Linked DNA regions of Homo sapiens: region 2 is linked to region 1. A link is a contact called in ENCODE Hi-C or POLR2A ChIA-PET data. All regions are on one chromosome and are shown on one strand. The core of a region is the stretch at or near the end of the contact, and the rest is flanking DNA. Distances in the headings are between cores, read along the strand shown.

The links. Hi-C counts contacts between places; a loop is a spot of excess contacts on that map. ChIA-PET counts read pairs that join two places held with the same protein, here RNA polymerase II (POLR2A). Pooled maps may share reads with other maps.
Region 2: a map with no recorded cell type shows a loop between it and region 1 (6-fold over the local background). The contact joins the enhancer-like site here to the promoter of HVCN1 in region 1. A Hi-C loop is called at or near these places in 6 of 37 single-sample maps with no recorded cell type and 8 of 50 pooled maps. POLR2A ChIA-PET finds 5 or more read pairs at or near these places in 2 of 52 experiments (Panc1 and activated CD8-positive, alpha-beta memory T cell).

The regions. Positions count from the first base shown.
Region 1 is chr12:110,686,905-110,691,365 of GRCh38, reverse strand. HVCN1 (hydrogen voltage gated channel 1) reads left to right here and starts at 2,251. Exons shown (of 8, transcript NM_032369.4): 1 at 2,251-2,286; 2 at 2,658-2,741. RefSeq lists enhancers at 531-680, 1,211-1,320, 1,441-1,490, 2,741-2,790, 3,353-4,181 and silencers at 1,931-2,000, 2,061-2,560.
Region 2 is chr12:110,774,322-110,778,782 of GRCh38, reverse strand. No RefSeq gene overlaps it. Among named protein-coding and RNA genes, the nearest start is that of PPP1CC, 34 kb to the right of the region's middle. RefSeq lists an enhancer at 1,986-2,325. Within about 2 kb of position 2,167, at least 2 of the 41 ENCODE cell types and tissues checked have a DNase peak (open chromatin) inside an H3K27ac peak, as active enhancers do.

The DNA of each region.
Region 1 (4,461 bases), core at 1,002-3,501:
TCTGGCCAGACGCGGTGGCTCACGCCTGTAATCCCAGCACTTTGGGAGGCCGAGGAGGACGGAGCACGAGGTCAGGAGATCGAGACCATCCTGGTTAACACGGTGAAACCCCGTCTCTACTAAAAATACAAAACATTTAACCGAGCGTGGTGGCGGGCGCCTGTAGTCCCAGCTACTCAGGAGGCTGGGGCAGGAGAATGGCATGAACCTGGGAGGCGGAGCTTGCAGTGAGCCGAGGTCGCGCCACTGCACTCCAGCCTGGGTGACAGAGCGCGACTCCACCTCAAAAAGAAAAAAGAAAGCCTGCTGCAGTCCAGGCATGGTGTTTCACGCCTGTAATCCCAGCACTTTGGGAGGCCGAGGCAGGCGGATCACTTGAGGTCAGAAGTTCGAGACCAGCCTGACCAGCATGGAGAAACCCTGTCTCTACTAAAAAAACAAAAATTAGCCAGGCGTGGTGGCAGGCACCTGTAATCCCAGCTACTCAGGAAGCTGAGGCAGGAGAATTGCTTGAACTCAGGAGGCAGAGGTTGCACTGAGCCAAGATCATGCCATTGCACCCCAGCCTGGGCCACAGAGTGAGACTGTTGCCGGGTGGAGTGGCTCACACCTGTAATCCCAGCACCTTCGGAGGCCAAGGCAGGCAGATCACTTGAGGTCAGGAGTTCGAGACCAGTCTGACCCACATGGTAAAACCCCGTCTCTACTAAAAATACAAAAATTAGTCAGGCATGGTGATGCTGGCCTGTAATCATAGCTACTCGGGAGGCTTGAGGCAGGAGAATTGCTTGAACCCAGGAGGCGGAGGTTGCAGTAAGCCAAGATCGCACCACTGCACTCCAGGCTGGACGACAGTGAGACTCCGTTCCAAAAAAAAGAAAAAAGAAAAGAAAGCCAGCTGCCCAGCAGAATTGGGGAAAGCCGAGTCAGTTGAAGCAGACAATACCCCTATGGGAGGCAGAAGAATGCACCCCCCTACCAAGATATCCACATCCTAACCCCTCCAAACCTGTATGTTGCCTTAAGTGGCAAAGGGGACTTTGCACATGTGGCTATGTGAAGGATCCTGAGCTGGAGAGATTAGCCTGGATTATCCAGGTGGATCCCATATAATCACAGGGCTCCTTAGAAGGGAGAAGACGCTGTGACCATGGAGGCAGAGGTCGGATTGAGACAGCCAAGGATCACAGGCACCTCTCCAGCCGGGAAAAGCAAGGAACACACTACCCTGGCGCCTCCAGAAGGCACAGCCCCACCCACACCTTGATTCTGGCCCTGTAGGACCCATCTGAGACTTCTGGCCTCCAGGGCTGTAAGATAACACATTTGTGTTAAGCCACTAGGTTTGTGGTGATCTGTTAACAGCGGCATGAGGAAACTAACACAACCCCAAGGAGGTGAGCCTCTCCCCACAGCCCCGACTCAACCGGAAGGGAGAGGTGTGCAGAAGACGGCTTTGCAGGATGTTTGGGACAAATGGTCTCTGGGGGAAGACAGAAGCTAACAGAACTGATTCGACTGTGTGAACAGGGTGCTGGGAGGGCCCACAGGGGAGGGACTTCAGAGCTGGGCCTGCGCCTGCGGGGCCGTACGAGTTGGCCCGGAGCAAGGCGGCCCAGGACAGGCAGGGGCTGCACGCGGTAAGGCTCCCTCTTGCCAGTACCATCCCATGAGCAGCCTCAGAGCCCTCGACCAAGGGAAGTTCTGAGGGCTGAGAGGTTGCTCATTCGTCAGAGCGTGCTGCCCACCCTCCACCCCTGCATGGCAGAAACTGTGCAGGGGACGAGGCCAAGGAATCAGGAGACCCAGAGGCAGGGGTGGCCCGGAGACGGTGGGATGGAGCAGAAGCTCCCCGAAAGGGGTTGGCGGGGTGGATTCGCCCCGCTCCAGCCGGCGGAGGAAGGAAGTGGTTCCCCCGCCCACCCTTCCCTTAGGCTGGCCCGGGGCAGGATTTTTGTGATCCGCGATTCGCTCCCACGGGCGGGACCTTTGTAACTGCGGGAGGCCCAGGACAGGCCCACCCTGCGGGGCGGGAGGCAGCCGGGGTGAGGGAGGTAGGGACGAACGGGTGGACTGACCACAGGCAGGGACAAGGGGACTAAGACCCGGGCCGAGGCCTAGAAGCCCGCCGACCGTTGGGGGTCTGCGGGCTGTGGGGGCGGGGACGGGGGCGGGGGCGGCCCGGGCGGGGGCGGGGCCTGGTACGGTACGGGGCGGGACGGGCTGGGCCGGACCTGCTCTGAGGCTCCCAGTCGCAGCGGTGACCGCGGGCGGGTGGGGCGCCGGGTAAGTGCTCGGGCCGGGCGGGGGGCGTACCCCGTTTGGCGTGCAGCCCTTTCTACAAGACCCCCAGTGCCCGATCCTTCCGAGAAGAGGGGACCCCCCCCCGCATCTCCGCTGTCCAGGCCTCGCCGTGGAGCCCCAGCAGGACCCCAGCCCTCGGTTGCCCTCGGCTCTGGCGTGTCCCGGCGCGGGCGGGCAGTGCTTCCCCTCGGCAGGGACTGGAGTCCAGGGGAGGGGAACGCGGGAGACGCTGGCCCTAGTGACCCCCCGATCCCGGAGAGTTGGTGGTGCGCGCCGCCCTGGGCCAGGTGCCTTCAGTTCTTCACACTCCGCGCAGCAGCCACAGGTGACCATCGTCGTCTCCCTCTTAACAGGTGAAGAAACCAAGACGCAGAGAGGCCAAGCCCCTTGCCTTGGGTCACACAGCCAAAGGAGGCAGAGCCAGAACTCACAACCAGGTCTGTGTCCCCTAAGTCCTCGGATGCATCGTCCCTGCCCCGCTGCCCTCCCGGGAGATTGTAGGAGAGAAGCAGGGGCAGAGGCAGTGCTGGATGTCCCGGGAGAAGGCTGCAATGAGCAGGCCCAGCCATCCCTGAAGGAGGAGCCCCGGGGAAGCAAACTCTTCCCTAGAAACACTTTAAAAGCACCCACCTGTTGGAGACAGAGATGCTGAGGAACAAGAGTGATTGGGGCCAGGGTAAACGCCAAGACAGAGAGGGGAGAGCAGTTCCTCAGTGGAACTCCCTCCAACATTGCCCCCACCACTTTTACCAGTGCTGGGTGTGGGGGATCTTGCAGGCTCAGCTTCGTGACTTGGCCTGTCTCTGCCTCAGTTTCCGCATCTGTCCCATGAGGTTAAGCATGTACCTACCTCGCAGGATTGCTGAGAAGATGATATAAGATGCTTGGTGTACAGGCTTAGCCCCTGGCACCAGGTTACTACCAAAAGTTCATGGTTCCAGTGCTTCCTCCACCCTCCGTCCTGCCCCTCTGAGAGTACTTCTCTGTCCTGGGCACCTTTAACTTCAGGTTGTTCAGGGCTATCTGAGATCTGCAGGATTTCCGGACAGCCCCACCAGCAACTAGGAGCTGCTTGAGTAAGACCAAGGTGAGGGGGTGGCAACTTCTCTGGCTGACTCCCCAGAGGGAAAGGCTGATAAGGGCAGGGTTTTGAAAATCTCTGGGCTGAGGCTTGCACAAGGTCCAGAGCTGCTCTGTGGCCCCTGCCCTCCCCGACACAGGTTTAGCAAGAAGGAGAAAGCCAGAGTGTTCTTGTCCCCAGACTTGATCCTTTGCTAGTCATTGGGGCTTGGGCCCTGGGAGCTGTCATCCACCACCCCGCTCCTCGTCCCTTCCCCACAGTCTAGGCTAGCGACAAGTTCTAACCCAAAGCATATCCTGAATCCGGCCACCCCTCCACCCCCTACTTCCACCCTGAGACCAGGCCGCCAGCATCTCTTGCCGCCTCATCACGCTGGACCCCTCACTTCCATCCAAATCCCCAGCATCGCCTGCCAAGCCCTCTCCATGATCAGGCCCTGTGTGATTATTCTCAATTTTTCTCTCTGGCCACTGTCCTGTCCACTGCTGTCCCCAGCCGCCACCTCCTAAGTACTCCGCTCTCTCAGGGGCTGTGCACAGCACACGTGTTCTTCCTTTTCCCGGGAATGCTCTTCTCTGCAATCTGTGACATACTCCCTTGTAATTCAGGGCACACCATAAATGTCGAGTTGTCCCTGACCACCCCACTTAAGGAGACCCCGCCTGCTCCCTGGCCCCTTACTCTGGCTGGCTGGCTTCCCAGTGCTTAGCTGGGGGGGGGGGGTGTGGTCTGTCTTGTATATTTCCTTGCTTCCTTGTTTGTCTCCCCAGGTAACATGTCAGTCTACCAGGATCGTGATCTTGCCCTTTCCTCTTCACCTTGGATTTCCCAGAACCTGGGAAATCAGTGCCTGGCACCTAGGAATGGCTCAGATAGTTTTGTACAGTTGCAGGCAATGTGTCAGCCATCAGCCTATTTTTCTTCTCACTGCTTGACAGCATTTTTTCTCCCGTTTCTACATAGACTTCAGAATTATCCCTCCCAAGAGCCCACTGCCTTCCTCAGCTTTTCCCTAAAGTAGGGCTTGGGGGTTGAGGGCCACTTCCAGGTTTTAGCCATACTATTCAACTTAGCTA
Region 2 (4,461 bases), core at 918-3,417, 88 kb before region 1:
GCCAATCATGGTGGCTCACACCTGTAATCCCAGCACTTTGGGAGGCCAAGGTGGGTGGATTGCTTGAGACCAGGAGTTCGAGACCAGCCTGACCAACATGATGAAATCCCTTCTCTACTAAAAATACAAAAATTATCCTGGCATGGTGGTGGGCACCTGTAATCCCAACTACTCAGGAGGCTGAGGTGGGAGAATTGCTTGAACCCAGGAGGTGGAGGTTACAGTAAGCCGAGATCACACCACTACACTCAAGCCTGGGCGATGCAGCAAGACCCTGTCTCAAAAAAACAAAAACAAAAGCAAATACAAAACTCAAATTCAGGGCACTGCATTGTTCTTGGCCCCATTATACAGATGAAAGAACTCTAGGGTCCAAAAGCTCAAAAGAACCTGTACTCCAACCCCAAACTCCTAGCTCTTATCATGCAACTCAACTGCCAGCATCACAGACAAAGCAAAGCTGGAAAAGACCTCACACATGGGGCTGCATGGTGCAGAGAGCATTGCCTCAGCCTCTCATGTCGGCTAGACAACACTGAGTTCAAATCCCTTTCCTGGGACTTAGAAGCTGCCGACTTGGGCAAGCCGTGTCAGCTCTCTGAGCCTCGGTTTCCTTATCTATAGAATGGTAATAATAACAGTATCTCGACCAGGCGTGGTGGCTCACACCTGTAATCCTAGCACTTTGGGAGGCTGAAGCAGGGGATCACCTGAGGTCAGGAGTTCGAGACCAGCATGACCAACATGGTGAAACCCCGTCTCTACTAAAAATACAAAAATTAGCTGGGTGTGGTGGCGGGCACCTGTAATCCCAGCTACTCGGCAGTCTGAGGCAGGAGAATCACTTGAAGCCGGGAGGCAGAGGTTGTAGTGAGCCGAGATCGTGCCATTGCACTCCAGCCTGGGCGACAGAACGAGACTCCGTCTCAAGATAGTAATAATAACAACAACAACAACAGTATCTCTCTCTCAGAGGGGTGTTGTGAAGATCTGATGAAACGAGACATGTAGAGTTCCGAAATGATAGTAAGGACTAGAAAATGTATGTTGTTGTTAGAATTAGTACAAAACTGAGGCCCAAGTTTACACAAATTAGGTAATGGCAGATCCAGGCTTAGCAGCTGGTCTTGCAGCTCTCACTCCAGCATATTATTTCCTTTTTTTTTCTTCTTGAGATGGAGTCTCGCTCTGTCGCCCAGGCTAGAATGCAGTGGCGTGATCTCAGCTCACTGCAACCTCCGCCTCCCAGGTTCAAGCGATTCTCCTGCCTCAGCCTCCTGAGTAGCTACGACTAGAGGGGTGCGCCACCGCGCCTGGCAAATTTTTTCTATATTTAGTAGAGATAGGGTTTCATCATGTTGGCCAGGCTGGTCTCAAACTCTTGACCTCAAGTGATCTGCCCGCCTCGACCTCCCAAAGTGCTGGGATTACAGACGTGAGCCACCGCAGCTCTTGTATTTTCACCAAGAGAGTTTCTTGCTACTTACTCTTCCACCAAAAACAGTGATAATACTAATTATTTTAGTTATTACAGCTGAGACTCTGTGTTCCAGATCCCATCTTAACACCTTACACCTGCTCATCAAATCATTGTGACAACCTTGTAACATAGGTCCCATCATTATCCTTAGTTTATAGATGAGGAAACTGAGGCCCAGAAAGCAAGAGAACCTTGCCCAAGGTCACACAGCTAGTAGACAGCAGGGCTAGGATGCAAAGGCAGGCAGCCGGCCCCAGAGTCCACCTTGTAATCTCTGCACTCACTGCTTTCCATTAAACTTCTTGGGGATTTACCGCAAATCATGGTTACTTTTCTTTACTATTATCTCTATATATATATCAATTGACTTTCACTTACACAAGTAATATGTGAATGAATACATTCTAAAAAACAAAAACAAAATTAGGGCATGACTGACAAAACTAAACTCTGCTTGGACATTACTCTTATTTTCCACTGTGAGTAGTTTGGTAAGAATCCTCTCAGCCTTTTGCCTACACGTTTACATATGTACTTTACTGCCACTTTGCATACTCTTCCCACTGGGCCTCTAGAAAACAGTAGCTGAGACGGCAAACTTGAGACTGAAGAAAGGTTGTGGGGGCTGGAGATGGTATCACTTTCTGTTTTCTGTAGATCAGTTACCTATAAATATTCTGAAAGCTTCCCGGCAGGTGACTCAGCCAATGGGCCAGAGAGTTGGATGCATAATTAGGTTTCCTTGGCTATCTGCAGAGACAAAACCAGAGAAGGTGGGCTGTCTCTATCCAATATGGCTGCCACTCACCAAATGGGGTTTTGGGCCCTTGAAATGTGGCTTGTCCGAACTGAGATGGGATATAAGTGCAAAATACCAGATTTTGTAGCCTTATACAAAAAAAAAAAAAGAGGATAACATAGCTCATGCTTTTTTAAAAAAAACCTTTCCTATGGTGCTAAATTAATTTCTTTTCTTTCTTTCTTTCTTTCATTCATTTTCTTTCCTTCCTTCTTTCTTTTTTTTCTTATTTCTATGAGTCAGGGTTTCACTCTGTCACCCAAGCTGTAATGGCCTCACAAGTAGCTGGGACTTGTGTATGTGTAATCACTTCTAGCTAATTTTCTTTACTTCCTTCCTTCCTTTCTTTCTTTCTTTCTTTCTTTTCTTTCTTTCGAAACAGGGTTTCACTATGTTGCCCAGACTGGTCTCAAATTCCTGGCTTCAAGCAATCCTCTCACTTTGGCCTCCCAAAGTGCTAGGATTACAGGCATGAGCCACTGCACCTAGCCTTGAAATACTTTCTTTTTTTTCTCTCTCTCTTTTTTTTTTTGAGATGGACTGTCTTGTCACCCAGGCTGGAGTACAATGGCATGATCTTGGCTCACTATAACCTCCACCTCCCAGATTCAAGCTATTCTACTGCCTCAGCCTCTCAAGTAGTTGGGATTACAGGTGCCTACCACCGTGCCCGGCTAATTTTTGTATTTTTAGTAGAGACGGGGTTTCACCATGTTGGCCAGGCTGGTCTTGAACTCCTGACCTCAGGTGATCCACCCGACTCGGCCTCCCAAAGTGCCAGGATTACAGGCATGAGCCACTGTGCCCGACCAGAATGCTTTCTTTATATTGATTACGTGTTAAAATGGTCATTTTTAAAATATATCAGGTTAAATTAAATATATCATTTAAATTAACTTCAGCTTTTTTAATGAGGCTACTGGAAAAATTAAAAGTCCATATGTGGTTTGAATTCTTTTTTTTTTTTTTTAAACACACTCTGTTGCCCAGGCTGGAGTGCAGTGGCGAGATCTTGGCTCCCTGCAACCTCTGCCTCCCAGATTCAAGCGATTCTCCCGCCTCAACCTCCCAAGTAGCTGGGACTACAGGCGCCCACCATCACACCTGGCTAATTTTTGTATTTTTAGTTGAGAGGGGGTTTCACCATGTTAGCCAGGCTGGTCTCGAACTCCCGGCCTCAAGGGATCCATCCGCCTTGGCCTCCCACAGTGCTGGGATTACAGGCGTGAGCCACCGTGCCCGGCCTTGAATTCTATTTCTAATGGATAGCGCTGTTCTAAACAGTTGCTTGAGGAGACACTATTTTAAAAAATTATCTGAGAATGGTAATGATAGTTCGATTGTATCAGGTGCTCTAAGATGAGGTTGCAGGCTAAACACTTCCCATTGCTTATCTCTTCCATTCCTTCACAACAGTTGCATGAGCTAAGCACTATTCTTACCTCCATTTTGCAGAGGAGGAAACTGAAGCTCAGAGAAGTGAAGTCATTTGCCCAAGGTCACACAGCCAGGAAGCAGCCAAGCAGCAATCTGAACACATCCCTCAAGGGATTAACCCTGTGGATGACAGGACAAGAAAACCATTCACAGGGACCCGCCTCAGAGATGAGTATAGTCAGAAGAAAGTCCTGGAAAAGCCAGGTTCCAATGGGATAATACAAGCCCATCTCATTCACAGCCCTTTTTTTTTTTTTTTTTTTCTTTTTGAGACGGAGTTTTGGGTCTTGGTCTGTCACCCAGGCTGGAGTGCAGTCGCATGATCTCGGCTCACCGCAACCTCCACCTCCCCGGTTCAAGTGATTCTCCTGCCTCAGCCTCCTGAGTAGCTGGGATTACAGGTGTGCACCACCACACCTGGCTTTTTTTTTTTTTTTTTTTTGAGACAGAGTCTCACTCTATCGCCCAGGCTAGAGTGCAGTGGCTCGATCTTGGCTCACTGCAACCTCTGCTGCCCAGGTTCAAGTGATTCTCCTGCCTCAGCCTCCTGAGTAGCTGGGATTACAGGTGCCTGCCATCACGCCTGGCTAATTTTGTATTTTTAGTACAGACGGGTTTTCACCATGTTGGCCAGGCTGGTCTTGAACTCCTGACCTCGTGATCCGCTCGTCTCGTCCTCCCAAAGTGCTGGGATTACAGGTGTGAGCCACCGTGCCCAGCTTAATTTTTGTATTTTTAGTAGAGA